Linked DNA regions of Homo sapiens: region 1 is linked to region 2. Evidence: read pairs that join two places in POLR2A ChIA-PET (ENCODE). Cell type or tissue: A673. All regions are shown on one strand. Each heading gives the region's core, and the rest is flanking DNA. Links, peaks and the distances in the headings are about the cores only.

Region 1 (8,924 bases), core at 590-8,589, 94 kb after region 2:
AAATATACAAAGCAATTAGGTTATGGAGCAAGGGGCAAGAAGAGTGAGGAAAGATTTCAAAGGCAGTTCAAGTCAAAGGTATACAAAATTCTCCCAACCAGGATGCTACTTGATGAAGAAAATTCCTTGATGGTCAGGCAGAAAGGAAAGCCTTGGAATGTTGATTTTTCTTGGCTGCCTAAAGACCCTCCAGATGCATGGGATTGTATCCCAGGGAAACTGGCAACAATGGTGAGGACCAGGAACACCAGGGGTAAGTGAGACACTGTTTTTTAGGGGGGACCCTGAAGCCTCCCAATCTTCCCAGACCAGAGGAGAAGTGGAAAGTGGTTCTTCCAACCTGATCACTATTGCCCAGCCCCAGGGACACCTGTCGGGAAGGGAAAGGGACCTAGGTGGAATGAGTCAATGAGGAGGTAGAAGTCCTCCTTCTGAACAAGACTTAAATAAGGACATGCAAATGGGAGACTTGGGAATTTGGGTGCAATATGAACTCCTTCTGGGTTGCTAAATGCTAAGATGAGGCCCTAGGGTCCCACTGAGCTTCATGCCATTCCTAATCTGACCAAAATGAAATTCGGTGTCCCAGGGTCCAGGTACTGCTGCTAAGGAAATGCGGTGCTTCCCTCCACACACACTGAGCTATTGCAGAGGCCAGGTTACCAGTTCCTCATTCTTCTCCCACCATGTGAGCAAGGCAGAAGCTGCGCACCTGTAAAACTTAAGTCCACAAAGAGAAGGTAACCCAGCCGCCCCTTTCTCAGGCACAGTGTTTTGCTGTGCGGTAGAAATCACATGTTCATTCACATTTTCAGTCATCCTTTAGTGACCACCTCCTAAGTGCCAGGTGCTGTGGTTGGGGCTGAAGGATTCAGACAAGAGTCTGAGAGGTTCCCTGTAAGAGGAATTTGTGTCACAGGAAATACAGATGCATAAATAATGTGATCTGTGCTTTAATTGAAGACATCACAAACGCTGTGACGTTTGAAGAGGTTTTTATCTTTTGGTTGATTGAGTTTTTGTTTGTTTGGTTGGTTGGGTATTTGTTTGTTTGTTTTTTGAGTCAGGGTCTTGCTCTGTCGTCCAGGGTGGAGTGCAGTGGTGCACAATCTCAGCTCACTGCAGCCACCACTTCCTTAGATCAAGTGATCCTCCCACCTCAGCCCCGCTAAGTAGCTGGGACTACAGGCACGCACCACCATACCTAGCTAATTTTTGCATTCTTTTTTTGTAGAGATGAGGTGTCGCCATGTTGCTCAGGCTGGTCTTGAACTCCTGGGCTCAAGGTCTTCCAGAGTGCTGGGATTACAGGTGTGAGCCACCACGCTCAGCCTGGTTGATTGTTTTTAAGTACCTAAGAGATGTATTCAATGATTCCAAAATGTGAAGTGTCACCCCTCTAATGATTTTCTAAGACCCTTGATGTCCTGTCCCTAAAATACCCATTCTAGCCCTTTCCCAGTCATATCTCCCCCAGACCTAACATTCTACAGTTTAGACACACATGAGGAATCAACAGTCCCTAGATGTGCCAGCTATTGCCAAGCCCCCATATGTTTGTGTGTGCTGTTCCCTCTGCCTGGAAAGCTACTTGCTCTGCAAAGCAAAGTTGAGTAATTAATCATTCAAGGGCTGTCCCAAATGTCAACCCTCTCTAAAGCCTTCCTTGACCCTCACAGGAAGTACTCACTGCTCCTTCATTTGTACTCTCAGAACCCATTTACAGGGCTCTATTAAGACACCTGTAAATATTGTACAATAGCTATTTGTTCCTGTGCCCTTCTTCCACCTCCCACTAGACTGTGACCTTTTCTCAGACAAGTCCTAAGCTGAGGACACCAGCAACTCAACAAATGCTTCTAGAAGTGAAAATGAAATTTACTGCTGTGCAAACTCCTATGTGTCTTACCTTAAGAACCCATTAAAGGTGATTGCCCAGGCCAGGCACGGTGGCTCATGCCTGTAATCCTAGCACTTTGGGAGGCCAAGGCAGGTGGATCACCTTAGGTCAGGAGTTCAAGACCAGCCTGGCCAACATTGTGAAACCCTGTCTCCACTAAAGATACAAAAACGAGCACGGTGTGGTGGCGGGCACCTGTAATCCCAGCTACTCGGGAGGCTGAGGCAGGAGAATTGCTTGAATCCCGGAGACAGAGGTTGCAGTGAGCCATGATCGCACCATTGCACCCCAGCCCAGATGACAATGTGAGACTCCATCTCAAAAAAAAAAAAAAGTGATTGCCCAGCCTTATCTGATAGAAGGAAGGACCAGTCACTTTCCATGGTCAGATACGCTCACCCACTTATTGCTGGGACTCTATAGTGTTACGGGCTGGGGTGGAGGGGACCTAAGGTTAGAAATACAGTATAATAAAATTTATATTTTTAAAAGGCTGTAACACATAGATATAGTTGTTTGGGCAATAGAAAACAGAATGATACGCAAGAAACTGTTAATCATGCATGAAAATGGATACAGGCTAGGAGGTTATATACAGGCTTTGATTTTTCATTCTACACCTTTCTGTGCTGTTGAAATTTTTGTCATAGATCTCTGTCACTTTTCGAAGAAATAAGAGATTAAAACAATTCCTATGACTGCATCTTAAGTGAACCAACTAAAATTAGGTTGATGTTTACCAAAAGATGTGCTAGAGTCTCACTACAATGTTCATAGCAGCATCATTAAAAATAGCTAAAACTGGAAACTGCCCAAATGTTCACTAACAGTAACATGGGTAAATGAGTTGTAATATACTCATACAGTGGAATACTATACAGCAATGAGAATGAATGAAATATAACTACATACTACAAATGAATGAATATCCCAAACAAATGTTGAAGAAAAGAAGCCAGATACCACATTATACATGGTATGATTCCATGTATATTAAGTACAAAAACAGGCAAAACTGAACAGTGATGTCAGAAGCCAAGATGGTGGCTACCCTCGTGGGGAAGGGGATTTAACAACTGGTAAGGGCTATGAAGGCGGCTTTTGGTGGGATGAGGAAGGGAGCCGGGAGTGTTCTGTTTCTTAATATTGGTATTGAATGCACAGAGGTGCTTACTTTGTGAAAACTCATAGAGTTATATATTTATGATTTGTGTATTTTCTTGTATGTATGTTATACTTCAATTAAAAAGTAAACAAACATGCAAAACAGGCCCAAATTGAGGCGCCTGAACATTCCCTTACATCAAGCTGATAATCCCTCTTGAGAGTTGGATGCCGAACTTCCAGCCTCCTAGAAATAAATACAGGTCAACGTGGAGATGGGAGTGAAACTGTGCCCCCTGATCATTTCATGAGCGCTAGTGTCTTGTACCCAAGTAGAGCCTTAGGGCAGGAAGGAACAGACAGAGAACCTGGATGCCTTCAGGGCTCTCCTGGGATGGGATGCTGTTCTCATATTTTAAATCTTTAGGCATATAGCTTGGCCTCTTGATAGGAGAGAAGGCAGAGAAGGGAGAGGAGCGGGGATGAGAAGAGGTTTTCAGATGGGTCTGGTTTAAATTGAGGCTGCCTCCTGCCCCAGAGCCAACAGGCAGGCAAGATAGACTATTAGCAAGAAACATGATGGGGAGAGGAGGGAAGAGGATGTGTACTTCTTTTTAAACACTCACTGTGGTTATTTGGTTTGACATGGCCATGAGTGGGAAGATGCCTCAGGCTAAAAGGGCAGACTGGACCCCGCATTTGAAGCCAAGCGATCAAATCCACTGACAGGACATTTGTTCTGGGGGCTCAATTGTCAGTTGGCCATGGTTGATCTTCCCTTTGTCCAACTCAAAATAAATACAGCCCACTCCACAGGCCCAGCAGAGCCTCAGCGGAGGTGGGCGTCTACAGACCAAGCCAAGAGCTGAAAGAACCGCCCGCCTTACCACCCGCTCTCCAGCTGCCACATTGAAGCAGGCCTATGAAGAAGCCCCGCTCCAGCCCTGCCAGCCCCTTAGTCTCTTCCAGTGGAGCTGCGGGAGAGGCTGAAGCAAGGCCTTTCGTAGCTCGAGACGGGCAAGTTCTGAGTCAGCCTGCTCCTGCTGTAGGAGCTGAAGTCCAAGGAGGGCACAGAAGGGGTTAACCCCTGGTCACATAAAACTCACCACCATGGGCATAAAAGGAAGCAAAAAGAGGACTCTGAGCGGTCAAAATAGATTTTGCCAAGTCTACACATCCAAGTTTGTCCACTTCCTCATTGGAGGGGATGCTTTTGCTGCTACTCAGAACCTCTGGGCTCTTTCTCTATGCCCATTGCAAACACACTTGGTTTGCTGGTTTCCACGCCTATGGCAGATCAGAGTCAGAAAATTACAACAGATGTGAGGGGCTAGAGAAGCATGTGCTGAATGCATCGTGATGTTCTGATTAACAACCTGACATTGAAAAGGGGGCAGGAAAACTCGGAAGATCCAACACAGGATCCACCAAAAGTCCAGTAGCCCGAGGCTCTTTCATGGGAGACAGGCAGTCCCCCAGATTTCTCAGGGGTAGGGAAGGATGCAGGCGTGTGTCTGGCTCTAGGAGCTCTTCCCTGCATGGTGAGATGAAAGGACTCAGGAGGCTTGGGAGAGATTGCAGGGTCGCATGGCTGCTGTGCAGATTCTGCTGCAGAGCTGGACTCAGTTTTGAAGTCAAGGAGAAGCCATGGGAAGTTTCCTAAGATTTCCATCTTCTTTCTTTTTTTTTTTTTTTTTTGAGATGGAGTCTCGATCTGTCTCCCAGGCTGGAGTGCAGTGGTGTGATCTCGGCTCACTGCAACCTCCGCCTCCCAGGTTCAAGTGATTCTCCTGCCTCAGCCTCCTGAGTAGCTGGGATTACAGGCACACGCCATCATGTCTGGCCAATTTTTGTATTTTTAGTAGAGATGGGGTTTCACCATGTTGGCCAGGCTGGTCTCAAACTCCTGACCTCAAGTGATCGGCCTGCCTCAGCCTTCCAAAGTGCTGGGATTACAGGCGTGAGCCAACACGCCGGGCTAGTTGTTTCTTTTTAAAGTTGTGGGCTTAAGAAATAAACCTGTCAGCCATCAGAAATCTAAATAGGACATGCTCTTCCAGGTTTTCTTGATAGTGGCTGTTTCATAAGAATTGAAAGTCAGCAGGAGACAGGAGAAAGGATGTCTTCGAGCTCAGTCAAGAACCAGGAGAGGAATAAGGTCCCCCAGACTGGCTGGATCAGAGGCTCAAGAACATGCATTCTGTGTTCTGTCAGAGATCTGACTTGCTCCTTTCTAACTGAGGAAACTCAGACATGGTTTTAAACCTCTCACTTTGAAACTCAGTTTTCATATCAGCAAATTGGGTATTATTACCACTTCTAAAGAGAGATTGGGCGTATTAAATGAAACACTGTAGTATGTAAAGTGTCTAGCACAGAGCCTGGCATATTGGAGATGCTCAGTAAACATCATTTCCCTTCTTTTTCTAAAGTGGCTTTCATGAAGACAAATCCTTGCCAGCCCAGGACAATAATTCAGAAGTCTGGCTGGAGTTGCTGAAGCAGGTTCCTAAGGAAGCACAGCAGCTCTCACTGGCATGGCAAGCAAGCAGCCAAAGCCCTGAGAACAAGGTGAGGGGCAAGATGACAAAGTGAGAGACTGCAGGAACTAAGACGACAGAGCAGAGTGAATAAGAGCAAGGACTCTGTTCAAGATCTACATTAGGTGCCTGACTCCAACTCTTACTAGCTGTGTGACCTTGGGCAAGTTACCTAACCTCTCTGTCTCACTTTCCTCATCTATAAAACGGGGAGAATAATGATATCTGTATCACAGGGTTATTAGGATGATCAAGTGGGTTAATATAAGCAAAGCCCCTAAACAGAGTCTAGCACAGGGAAGTGTTCTTGCAGTGCTGGCCGCTGTCATTAAGCACACACAGCTTCCACAGGGCAGCAGAGTGGCTCCTGGGCAGATCCTAGGGGAGCAGGCTCTGTTGCTTGGGCACACTCCCTTTTTTACTATGTGCTAGCTATGTGGCCTGGAGCAATAGATTGAACCTTTCTGTACCTAAGCTTTCTCATCTATGAAAAGTGGAGATAATGATAATAGTACCTCCCTCAGAGGGCTGTTGTTGGGACTAACTGTGCCAAGTCATGTGGAGTGTTTAGCAAAGTGTCTGGCTCATATTAAGTACTCAGTAAATGTCAGCTTTTACTATTCCCCGGCTGGAAGGAACCCTAAAAACAATATGCCCCCTATTTTTTAAAGAGACATTGAAGCTAACAGATGTTCTTTTCTCCCTTAAGTTTTTAGGGCCTTTATTTCTGAATTTTAGAAAGGAAGATAGGATTCTTTATCTCTCCCTTAAATAAAAACACATTTCAGTACCTTTTTTTTTTTTTTTTGAAACGAAATCTCACTCTGTCTCCCAGGCTGGAGTGCAGTGGCATGACCTCAGCTCACTGCGACCTCCATCTCCCAAGTTCAAGCGATTCTTCTGCCTCAGTCTTCCAAGTAGCTGGGATTACAGATATGCACCACCACGCCCAGCCAATTTTTGTATTTTTAGTAGAGACGGGGGTTTCACCATGTTGGCCAGGCTGGTCTTGAAATCCTGACCTCAGGTGATCCACCTACTTGGGCCTCCCAAAGTGCTGGGATTACAGGTGTGAGTCACCACGCGTGGCCAACATTTCAGTACCTTTTTTACCCTTTCCTCAAATCCCTTCCTTCCCCCCATACAAGAATAGGAAAGGACTCCAGGAGCACTGTAGCCCACATCCCAAACCCTAGGCAGGTCTACACTCACCCCGGCATTTCTAACAGAGAAAGAGGAGGGATTTTCCCAGTATGAGAAACCAGGATCATGATGCTTCCATATTTCCCACGATCATTTTGGTGATCAGCTCAAGACAGGGTTGCCTGCCTTATACGGTAACTTGCTTTTGGCATTTTAGGGGAAAATTCTAAAAGCAGTTCTCTAAAGGGTAACAGTTCTCAGGCTTGGGGCAAGGTACTTTCTTTTCTATTCTTCTACACTGTTCCCCTCTAGACACACTGCAAATTGAGTTTAAAGAACAAGGGTCTAGTTATCGTGCTGTGATTGAGTTTTGCTACTGCCAGAGGACAAAGGCTAGATTGACATTAGATGAATGTGCCAGAGGACTGGTCTCTCTTTTTGTTTTCTTTTCCAATCCTGTTTCTCTCCTGGAGGAGAGGGAATGATAATTAGAACACATGCTTGTTCGACAAAACCTCCCATGTAAGTAATGTTCCTAGGAGGGAAGCCTCAACGTAATAGACAAAGAACTTCTAAATACTACCTTTAACTCTTATAAAGGCAAAGATAACAAAAGAAGAGGAGCCGGGGAGGTAAATCATAAAGAGAAGAAGGAAGAAGAGTGGAGAGAAGATATCAGTAAATATTTAAAAATGAGGAGCCCACCCTGGGCCCAGGAGCTGGCTCAGGTCATCGCAGGCTGTACTCTGACTTTTAATGCTGCAGCCAAGATGGCTGTGCCAAGAGCTGTACCCCTTGTCCAGCACAAACCTCCAAATTCCCAGAATCAGAGACTCTGAGAGATGGAACAATCCTCAGAGTTCTTCTATCCTGGAAAATGCATTAGTCCCTCTACCCTATCCCTAAATCTTTCTGCATAAATGCCTCCTGTGATGGAAGACTCAGGGCCAGATACAATCTTCCTTTGCTGGACCACTCCAAACATCCCAGAGTCCTTCCTAACCCTATTTGGAGCTAAAATCTGCCTCCTTTGACTTTGGCCAGCTCTGTCCTTTACCACTCTGGGTTGAAATGATGTTTCCCGGTAGTCGCTGAACAAGAGAGGCAGATGCTAGGTCTCCCATATATGGGCTCTGGGATGTGACCACCTTGGCTCCTATCCAAGTTCAGCAACTGACTTTCAAGCTCTGTGACCATTGGCAAACTACTTAATCTCTGTGTCTCAGTTTCTCAACTATATATTATAGAATGGAGACATTAATAGCCTGACCACTTTGGTACTATTATTATGAGGATTAAATGAGATAATCTGTGAAGAATTATATATGGCATGAACAAGTCATATATAAAGTGCTGAGTAAACTTCAGATACTGAAGTTACACAGCAGACTGTGGGCTCCTCCAACGCAAAGACTGGGTCTTATTCATCTCTGCAACTTTTTTGCCTAGCACGAAGTCTGGCTGAATATTTGGTACAAAATACATGTTTACTGGATAACTAAATAATCGCAATAATTAATTGGCAATTATTCTGGTGTAATCCCCTGCACATGATCGCGTGTTCAAGACAAGCATTTTTGAAAAAAAATCTATCGCCCAATCCTCCCCTGCCCCCACCTGAGCCACTATTTGTTACTACTCAACCCAGAACTATCCTACTTCTCTTTTCAAAGTGGAATGGAGAGACTTGGCTTGAGGCAAAGGTCACAAGAGCCAAACTCCAGGCATCAGGTCCAACCCTGTGAGGAAGTTGCTGTGAAGCGTGCGGCACTGTTTTCCTGTAGCCAAAGTTATAAAGTGTGATTGATGTGTTACGGTTTAGATGGTGAGGATATGTGGCTCTGTGGGCTGTAAGCCTTCCGGAGGGCTGGGGCCTGAGAGACTTAAGGGAAGAGGAGTAAGAAAGCTCCTTTGGAAAAATGAGTTTAGAGAGCAGGATGTCATGGGATGGGATGGGGAGGAGCGGGAGTGGGGGTAGACAAAATTGGGGAGGAGGAGGATCTGGGAGCTTACCTGGGCCCTTCATCTAGCTAGGGAGATAGAGCTCTCAGGAATGTCAGCAATAAGCTCAGAGCACAACTGTACTAGTGTAAGATCTCCAGCCACCAAACAGAAACGGTACCACCTGGAGAAAGAAAAAGGGCACTAAGGGAAAACTGGAGTCGGAAGCAAAATGTTCTACCAGGAAACTAGATCTCAAGGAACTGCTTGTTACATGTTCAGAGTACTTTCCATCC
Region 2 (8,924 bases), core at 688-8,687:
AACTGGTTCTGTCCTTTTCCATGTTTTCATTTCACTGGGATCTACAGCAATGTCCTGTCCACTGACCATCTGCATAATGATCACTTGGACACACATAAAAATGCACAATCCTGGGCCCCGTTCCACAACTCTCTCATAGAATCTCTACAGATTGGAGCCCTGGAAGCAGCACTTTAATCACATTCCCCAGGTAATTCTTATAAATACCAATGTTTGAGAACCACAGGCATAGTCTCCAGATCCACATGACTCACAGTATCCCCTGGACCAGCAGCACTGAAGATGAGGAATCTTGGGCCCTAACCCTAAATCACTGAATCAGAATGTGCATCTTCATAAAATCCCCAAGTGATTAGATATGCACATGACTGTGCATGCAGAGAACCAGTCATCTAGAACAATGTTTCCCCCAATTATTTTACATCATCATGGCATGCATAGAAAATGAAAATCTATGTGTGGCACACTGGGAATACAAATGAGAATGTTTGCCATGGCATTGGGGCTCAGCCTGTCCCAGATCCCACCTGGCTGCTCTGCAGGCTGAGGAGACTGACATCCCAGGTACGCCTGTGCCACAGCACATGGGTTGAGAAGCACCGGTCTGCTTACAGTACACCCAGCTCTTCTAATTTTGTTCATGAGGCATAATTCCCAGAGCTTGCTTACTCTTACTTTCTTCATCATTTATTAGTTCTTTTCATGCATACTAAGAGTCAGAGAAGCTATTTCCCAACCAACTAGATCTCAGAAGTCTTCATACAATGGAAGAACACAGTTTCATCTTCAAGTTCTAGGTAGACTCTTGGGGAAATCTGCAGAAAAGAGTTGTGTCTATTATTCTGGAGAGTCATCTGCTACAACCTAAGGAACATGAGGAAAAAATAAGAGCCCTCTTCCCTCTGAAGACTGCTCCTTTCCCCTTCATCTGCAAACCTGAGGAGAGAGGATTAGCGCCATGCAAGGTGGCATCCTCTCTTCTGAGTGCCAAGAAGAATGTGATTTTGTTTAATCCTTCCTTAGCAAAATCTGTCAGCTCGTAAACTGGACAGGTGTCCCTTCTCTTAGCCAACCCCTGATAATGGGGTGACAGTTGGGGTGGAAGGAATGGAATACCTTCAGAAACACTTCCCAGTGAGACCATCTGATCAAAAGCACCAAGTGTCAGGACACACCATCTGACTTTGCAAAGCCCCCAGCTACACGGGAACCCCATTGATTGATTTTTTTTTTCTCTCAAGGAAAATGCTGAAAATTTTTAAAGCTCAAAGTAGTGAACTCTTACTTTGAAGCAAATATGACAAGTCTTGCCCTTAACTGAAGGATTGCCATGGCCTAAGCAAATACATTTGAGGAAGAGGGGAGGTGATTATTGCTACCAATCAACTCTTCTTTTTTTCCAACTTGCCTGCAAGTCTGTATCTAATTCTTGCCACTCTGCTTCCCCCAGTCAGAGCCTGGGCAATGCAGCACACATTTTAGCTGGGTTAGTGTGGGGCTATCCCTCCTCTGTCCTAAGACTGCACATCCCTCAAGTCTTAGAAGGATCTTCCCTTTACACCCCAAACATACCCAAAAGAGAGTTCTGCCTGAGTAATGGAAAGGACAGTGGCCAGAGCACTGTATTGATATTTGCCACCTCTGGCTTGACTTCTCGTAGAGCTCTTTCCTTAATGCAGCTACAGAGACCTTCTTCCTGTTCTGACCAGGAAACTCGGGGAGCAGTTGGTAGTTCACCCAGGGTTGCCGTGATGTCTAAGAAATAAGTGGATTTTCTCTAAGTTCCGAGCAAGAACAGTTGGTAAAAAATTTCTATTCCTTGATCATCTGATTAACAAGTGCTGAAAATGTAAGATTGGGGAAATTGCTGAAGGCTTGGGCCTCCCAATCCAAAGAACATAGCTATTTTACATGAGCATTTCAAGTATGGAATATTGAGACATCTCTCTGCTTTGTGGTCCAGGATGAAGAACAAGCTGTGGTACTTTGAATTTGGCACCTCGGAGACTTTTGCAGCGACCTGCAAGAAACTCCACGACCACATTGAGTTGGAGGTAAGTTCCCAAGTGGGGAGAAGGCTTCCTGGATCTTGGTTCTGCTCCTGGACTGTCACACATGCACAGGATGTATCCTCTTGGGACCTTAAGAGGTGACCCAGAGCGTAGTCTCTGTTGTTTCTCCATCCTGTTCCAAAACACCTCCATACGCTCACTCAGAAGGCTCCAGTGGCCTGTCTAGAGAATCCCTGGGGGGCTTTGGGACTCAGAGGCCCCGAGAGCCCAGAGCCACACTTCATTCCAGCCCTCAGCCCTCCTTCCACCGTGGCCTTGCGATTCCCTCTTTTCTGAGAGATAAAGTCTCCATTGCCGTCAGCACAGGGAGAGGGGCTGCTGTTGGAGAGACAATGTCCCAAGCCTGGTAAAAGTCTGGGAACTGGTGTTACAGGGCAGCAGGGGTGGGGAGTATAGGGGCTGCAGCCAGACATCCCCCAGCTGACCTGCCTTGATTTTCACATCTGCTTCAGCGAGCTGACTCACAGGTACCCAGGGTCAGTTTTGTGGGTGTGCAACCTGTGTGGTCACAAAATGTCCTTGTGCTTAGAAGGGCCCTTGATTTCATCCTATGCTGTCACTGTCTTGAAATCCTTGATAATTTTCTAACAAAGAAGCTGGCATTTTCATTTTGAACTAGGCCCCGCAAATTATGTAGCCAATCCTGTTGGTGCACTTGTGTTTCACTAACTCTTCCGGCACTTGTAGGGGCCTGCCTCAGACAGTCTGCCTGCTGGCTCCCCTCCCCTGGTTGATAAGCTGCCCACTTCCCACCCTCTCACCCCACGTTGGCTGGGCTTCGCTCCGGAAGCCCTCTCATTGATTGCCATGAGGACAGCTCCTTGGTGTCTGGCCACCTGAAAGCCCAAACTTCTATGCACACCTGCTCCGTGGGACTTTACGCCCATTGGTTCTCTTGCCCAGAGTTCTTGCTACCAGGCCTACCTTCCCGTGGGATTTAGGCCCGTAGTCTTCTTTTCACTTGAGGAAAATAAGTGGAAGAGGCAGCCAGAGAGTTCAGCCAGGGTGGGCTCCTCTTGGCCCACCAGCTTGGCCTCTAAGCCCGCACTGCAGTCCAGTGGGGCCTGGGCCTCCCTGGAGGAGGCACCTGTGGCCTGGAGTGGTGTAGGAAAGCCCTGCCCCTCCCTGCCGGAAGGGCCCCTGTGCTCCTCACTCACAGGGAGTTTTCACAAACAAAACACGAAGCCAGAGGTTCTGTGCGGCTGCATTTGACTCATCTGCCTGCCTCTCCTCTTCGGTTGCTGGGTTACCAACGCCAGGGTGGGAGGCGCCGATCTGGCTAATCCCCTGAACTTTTGGCCAGCTTGGTAAGAGGGCAGAGAGGCCAGGCGCCAGGTTGTGTGTCCCCAGGTGGCACACAGGGAGTCTGAGAAGCCGGTCCTCCTCTCTTGACGTGTGAACGCAGTGCTGGGAGCTGAGGAAGGAGGAGAGGCCTTGGCAGGGGAACCGAGTGTGGCTAACAGGGATATGTGTGCATTTTTTCCCCTTGGCACAGCCGTCTGGTGAGGTCTCTTTAAATATACCACAAGTGAGGGACAGCCCTGGCCTAACCACAGCCAGCTGCAGGCGCACAGCGACTGCTTGTTCTCCCTGCAGCTGGCCTTGAAATTGTGCCCAGAATACAGCAACTCAGCTCCCCTGCCTCTGGCCTGCCCTCCCGGCTCCAGGCCCCACAGTCCCCTCTGGGTTTGAGAGACAGAGGCTCTTCCTCAACCGCAGAGGGGGCCTCGTTGCTAAAGACACTGGTGGCCTCTGGAGGGGGTGGGGTTGTTCACTGGTCTGGAGGGAGGGTGTTGTTGGGAGCTTTCAGAAGCACTTCCTGTTTTCCTTATCTCTCCATAATGAGTCTTTTTAGTATTTATTCATGAGGATTAGCTGGGGGAGTGGGGCTGAGCGTGTCATGTGATGGGCAGCTTCTGACAGCCCTCAGGATTGGGGCAGGCACCATTTCTGTATCCAGAGAATAGCGGTGAATGGTCCTGTGCCTTGTGATCTAGAGGGGGACTAAGAGAGACGGACAGGGCGAGGCATGGGGGTAACAGGTGTAAGGAGACCGCAGAGCCTTGCAGGGAGATGGGAGAGTGTCAGGGGCCTCAGGAAGAGCTGGTAAGAGCAGCTATGCTAAGGGACCTTCTAAACGTGGTTGCTGCAGACAACAGGCCAGGCCTTTGAGAACCAGCACACGACCCACCAGCCCCAGGCCAGCAAATAACCCCACTGAGGCATTGCTACTACATTTCGCCATCTTCAGTTCCCCACCATAGCCTTTATTTCAAAGTCACACAACCAACCCTGTGAGCTAAGTAGTCCAGAGATTATTATCCCCATTTTATGGGGAAGCAAGCTGAGGCACAGAGATTTAGAAGGGTAAACTAGGCCAGGTGCAGTGGCTCACACTTGTAATCCCAGCACTTTGGGAAGCCGAGGCGGGTGGATCACCAGCGGTCAGGAGTTCGAGACCAGCTTGGCCAACATGGTGAAACACTGTTTCTACTAAAAGTACAAAAATTAGCCAGGTGTGGGTGGTGGGCGCCTGTAGTCCCAGCTACTCCGGAGGCTGAGACAGGAGAATCGCTTGAACCCAGGAGGCAGAGGCTGCAGTGAGCTGAGATGGTGCCACTGCACTCCAGCCTGCGCAAGACAGAGAAAGACGCCGTCTTAAAAAAAAAAAAAAAAAAAAAAAGAAGAGTAAACTGAAGGGAGAGAAAAGTCCAGTGGGACAGGAAAAAGTCACGTGCTTTGACTGCCGACCATAACATGTCCTAATATGCTATGACAACGCAGCAAGGCAACTATTATCACATTTTAAAAATGAGGCTTAGGTACATTCAGTGTCTCAACCAAAACTTCATTGCTGAAAACTGATAAGAGAGAAGATTCCAGGTCTTTTAGAGTGAATTTAGCTTGGAACCCAATAAACAGAGATTTACCTAACAGGTGCTAGAAGCAGTAAAGTCTTCAGCAGGAGGCACTGTTTCTTCTTCCTTAATATGCTGATTTCCTCTCAGCTCATGCAGCTGGGCAGGTGTGCTGAGAAATGCTTTGCAAAGAACAGAAGACTCAGTCCTACTTCTCATTTGAGGAAGGAATAGATTCAGGCTGGATCATAGGAGAGAGAGTCAGAGAGGAGGAAAACTGCGTTAAAGTTTGCAAAAGGTCTTCCCACACAGCATCTCATTTATTTTGATGCACAGAACAGGCAGGGCCAATATTAATGTCCTCACTTTACGGTTGAGGGAACTTAGGTTGACAGGTTCAGTGACCAGAGGAAGGGCACAGCTGTAAGGAACTTAGGGAAACAGTGAAGTCTATTTAGGTTCTTCCTTTTTTTTTTCTTCTTTTTTTTTTTTGCCAATCTGGTAAAAAGTTGGATGGTGAAACTTAAAGCTCAAATGAGAGACTGCAGGGAAGGTTTCCATTAAAAGCCATTCGCGTGGCGAGGCGCGGTGGCTCACGCTTGTAATCCCAGCACATTGAGAAGCCAAGGTGGGTGGATCACCTGAGGTCAGGAGTTTGAGACCAGCCTGGCCAACATGGTGGAACCCCGTCTCTACTAAAAATACAAAAATTAGCCGGGTGTGGTGGTGCAGGCCTGTCATACCAGCTACTTGGGAGGCTGAGGCAGGAGGATGGCTTCAGCCTGGGAGGCAGAGGTTGCAGTGGGCCAAGATTGCACCACTGCACTCCAGCCTGGGGAACAGAGCAAGACTCTGTCTCAAAAAAAAGAAAAAAAAGAAAGAAAGAAAAAAAGCCATTCAGGCGATATACAGGCGATTTCTCTGAGGCTAGTGGCTGTTTGAGAAGGAATAGGAGACTTGGTCTCATCTCTGAAACGAAGCTTGTGGCCAACTGGGCCAACTGGACAAAAGAGAAACTGAAGGGAGTCCACAGAACACACAAAAGCTGTTCAATATGGCGCTTGCTTACCTAGCGCTAAGGAAACTAGATGCAAGGAGTCCTGCAGAGCCACGTGAGTCAAATCACTCCTGGCCCTGCCTGTGACTCAGGCAGGGGAGAAGGTGACTCTAAATCTCCTGCTCACCTGTAGACACATGGCCAGGGCCCTGACTTGGAGTCACAAGGCCTGGCAGTGAGCCCTGGTCTGTGCTTAGGTTAAGCCACTTATTGAACTGTATATCTGAGCCTCAGTATTCTCATCTATAAAATGGGGGGCATAGGGGTTAGTCTACCTCCCAAGGCCATTATTAGGATTGAAGTTTTCAGGGCTTTTTGTTTTTGTTTTTTTATGTAACTGGCAGTGGTGCTAAGTGCCTCATGGAATCTGCAAAGCAGCCCTAAGTGGCAGGTGTCATAATCACCTTTCCAGAGAAGGGGGACACAGGCTGAGAGAAGGTAAGAAGCTCACCTGAGGTCCATAACCTACAAGTGATCAGATCAGCCTTCAAATCCAGATTTGCCAGACACCCGAGAGTTTCGGGGCAGTACTGGCACTTGAGAAGCTCAGTCTAGAGCAGAGACTCTCAACCAGGTTTGGGCATATCCAATGTCCTTATTCCCAGTCTTTATTTTGACATTTCAGATAACGTCAAAAGCAGGAAATAATTTTTTCCATTTGTCAAAATGGGAGCATAAAAAAATATTGCAAACGTTCACCCTAGATGCTTCTTCTATGAGACCACAAAGGAAGGCCTGTGAACGTGAGTGCTGTACCTGGAAACTGGGTGCTCCATAAATCATTGTGGGCCCTAATTAAGAAGCCAGCATGTCAGCTGGGTGCGGTGGCTCATGCCTACAATCCCAGCACTCTGGGAGGCTGAGGTGAGCAGATCACCTGAGGTCAGGAGTTCGAGACCAGCCTGGCCAACATGGTAAAACCTCATCTCTACTAAAAACACAAAATTAGCTGGGTGTGGTGGCACATGCCTACAATCCCAGCTACTCGGGGGGCTGAGGCAGGAGAATCTCTTGAACTCATGAGGCAGAGGTTGCAGTGAGTGGAGACCAGGCCATTGCATTACAGCCTGGGTGACAAAAGCAAAACTCTCTCAAAAAAAACAAAAAAACAAAAAAGAAGCCAGCATGTCCCCACACCCCCACCCTCACCCTCACCATCCCTGGTCTAAGGCAGTCTCTCAGGGTACTCCTCTCTGACATCTCTTCCCTTCCAGAGGCTCTTAATATTCATTCTAACCTGATTTCACCTGATTAAGCAGGTGGGGGGTGGGGCGAGGGAGGCACACAGTGAGTCACCTCCCCCACCCCAGGCCCAGAATAACCTTGTAGAGGTTTCTGGATGGGATCATAGGTAGAGCAAACCAGACAGGCTTCAACTCAAGCACTTATTTTACATTTTGTAGAGATGTTTCATTTCACTGGCTAAAAATAAGAACTTACAAAATTCCTTGTTTTTTTGTTTTGTTTTGTTTTGTTTTTTTGACAGAGTCTTGCTCTGTTGCCAGGCTGGAGTGCAGTAGTGTGATCTTGGCTTACTGCAACCTCCGCCTCCCAGGTTCAAGTGATTCTCCTCCCTCAGCCTCCCAAGTACCTGAGACTACAGGCGTGCACCACCACGCCCAGCTAATTTTTGCATTTTTAGTAGAGACGGGATTTCACCACGTAGGGCAGGATGGTCTCGAACTCCTGACCTCATGATCCACCTGCCTCGGCGTCCCAAAGTGCTGGGATTACAGGCATAAGCCACTGTGCCTGGCCCAATTCCTTGATATTTAATCCAATCTTTAAAACATATTCACAAGGGAAGGTCAGCCAGCTCCACTAATATGAACTAATATAAACTTTGATGGAGGGGAAGTAAGTCCAAATCTGGAAGCTGCTCAAAAAAAATATCTGGTTATCCAGTATATTTTGGGAATCTCTGCACATCAATTACTCCTTTTAATTGAGGATTTTTTTAATTTTTTTTTTAGTATTTATTGATCATTCTTGAGTGTTTGAGGATTTTTTTAATACAGAAAAGTCTTGAGAATAGTATATCAAATACTCCCAACTCCCCCTCACTCAGAATTGATATTGTCATTATTTTGTCTTATTTACTTCAACTATTTTTCCATTTTTTGTTGTTGTGGTTGTTGTTTTGGTTTTTTTTTGAGATGGAGCTCTTGCTGTCACCCAGGCTGGAGTGCGGTGGTGCAATCTCAGCCCACTGAAACCCCTTCCTCCTGGGTTCAAGTGATCCTCCTGCCTCAGCCTCCTGAGTAGCTGGGATTATAGGTGCCCGCCACCACACCTAGTTAATTTTTGTATTTTTAGTAGACACAGGGCTTTGCCATGTTTGCCAGGCTGGTATTGAACTCCTAACCTCAGGTGACCCACCCACCTTGGCCTCCCAAAGTGCTGAGATTACAGGCGTGAGCCACCGCGCCTGGCGCCTTCAACTATTTTTCAACAGAAGAAATAAAATATTACAGATAAAGCTGAAGGCCCCAGCCTCTTTATGCTCCAAACTTACCTTTTCACTCACCTTTATGTTCTTGAGATCACTCCATGTTAGTGCTGATAGAGCAGGTTGGTCACTTTTTTTTTTTTTTTTTTTTTTTTGAGAAGGAGTTTTGCTCTTGTCGCCCAGGCTGGAGTGCAATGGCACAATCTCGGCTCACTGCAACCTCTGCCTTCCAGGTTCAAGTGATTCTCCCGCCTCAGTCTCCCAAGTAGCTGCGATTACAGGCACCCACCACCATGTCCAGTTAATTTTTATATTTTTAGTAGAGACGGGGTTTCGCCATGTTGGCCAGGCTGGTCTTGAACTCCTGACCTCAAGTGATCAGCCCACTTTGGCCTCCCAAAGTGCTGGGATTACATGCATGAGCCACTGCACCTGGCCTGGTTCGTCACTTTTAACTGCCCTATGGAGTTCCATGAAAACCCAGCCAC

Evidence for each region. Peaks named below come from ENCODE experiments on the same cell type or tissue, not always from the same donor. Only the 100,000 strongest peaks of a DNase experiment are listed, where the experiment ranks them.
Region 1: POLR2A ChIA-PET joins it to region 2 with 7 read pairs; 8 of 35 experiments call an interaction of 5 or more read pairs at or near these places.

Annotation. Positions count from the first base shown.
Region 1 is chr3:186,110,681-186,119,604 of GRCh38, reverse strand. No RefSeq gene overlaps it. Among named protein-coding and RNA genes, the nearest start is that of ETV5, 6.1 kb to the right of the region's middle. In A673, for the core only: no CTCF peak of the experiment used is centred there; no DNase peak of the experiment used is centred there.
Region 2 is chr3:186,204,925-186,213,848 of GRCh38, reverse strand. It overlaps DGKG (diacylglycerol kinase gamma), which reads left to right. Exons shown (of 25, transcript NM_001346.3): 21 at 1,964-2,054. Among named protein-coding and RNA genes, the nearest start is that of ETV5, 100 kb to the right of the region's middle. RefSeq lists an enhancer at 3,294-3,921. In A673, for the core only: no CTCF peak of the experiment used is centred there; DNase peaks (open chromatin) are centred at 3,318 and 3,818; H3K27ac peaks cover 3,172 bases.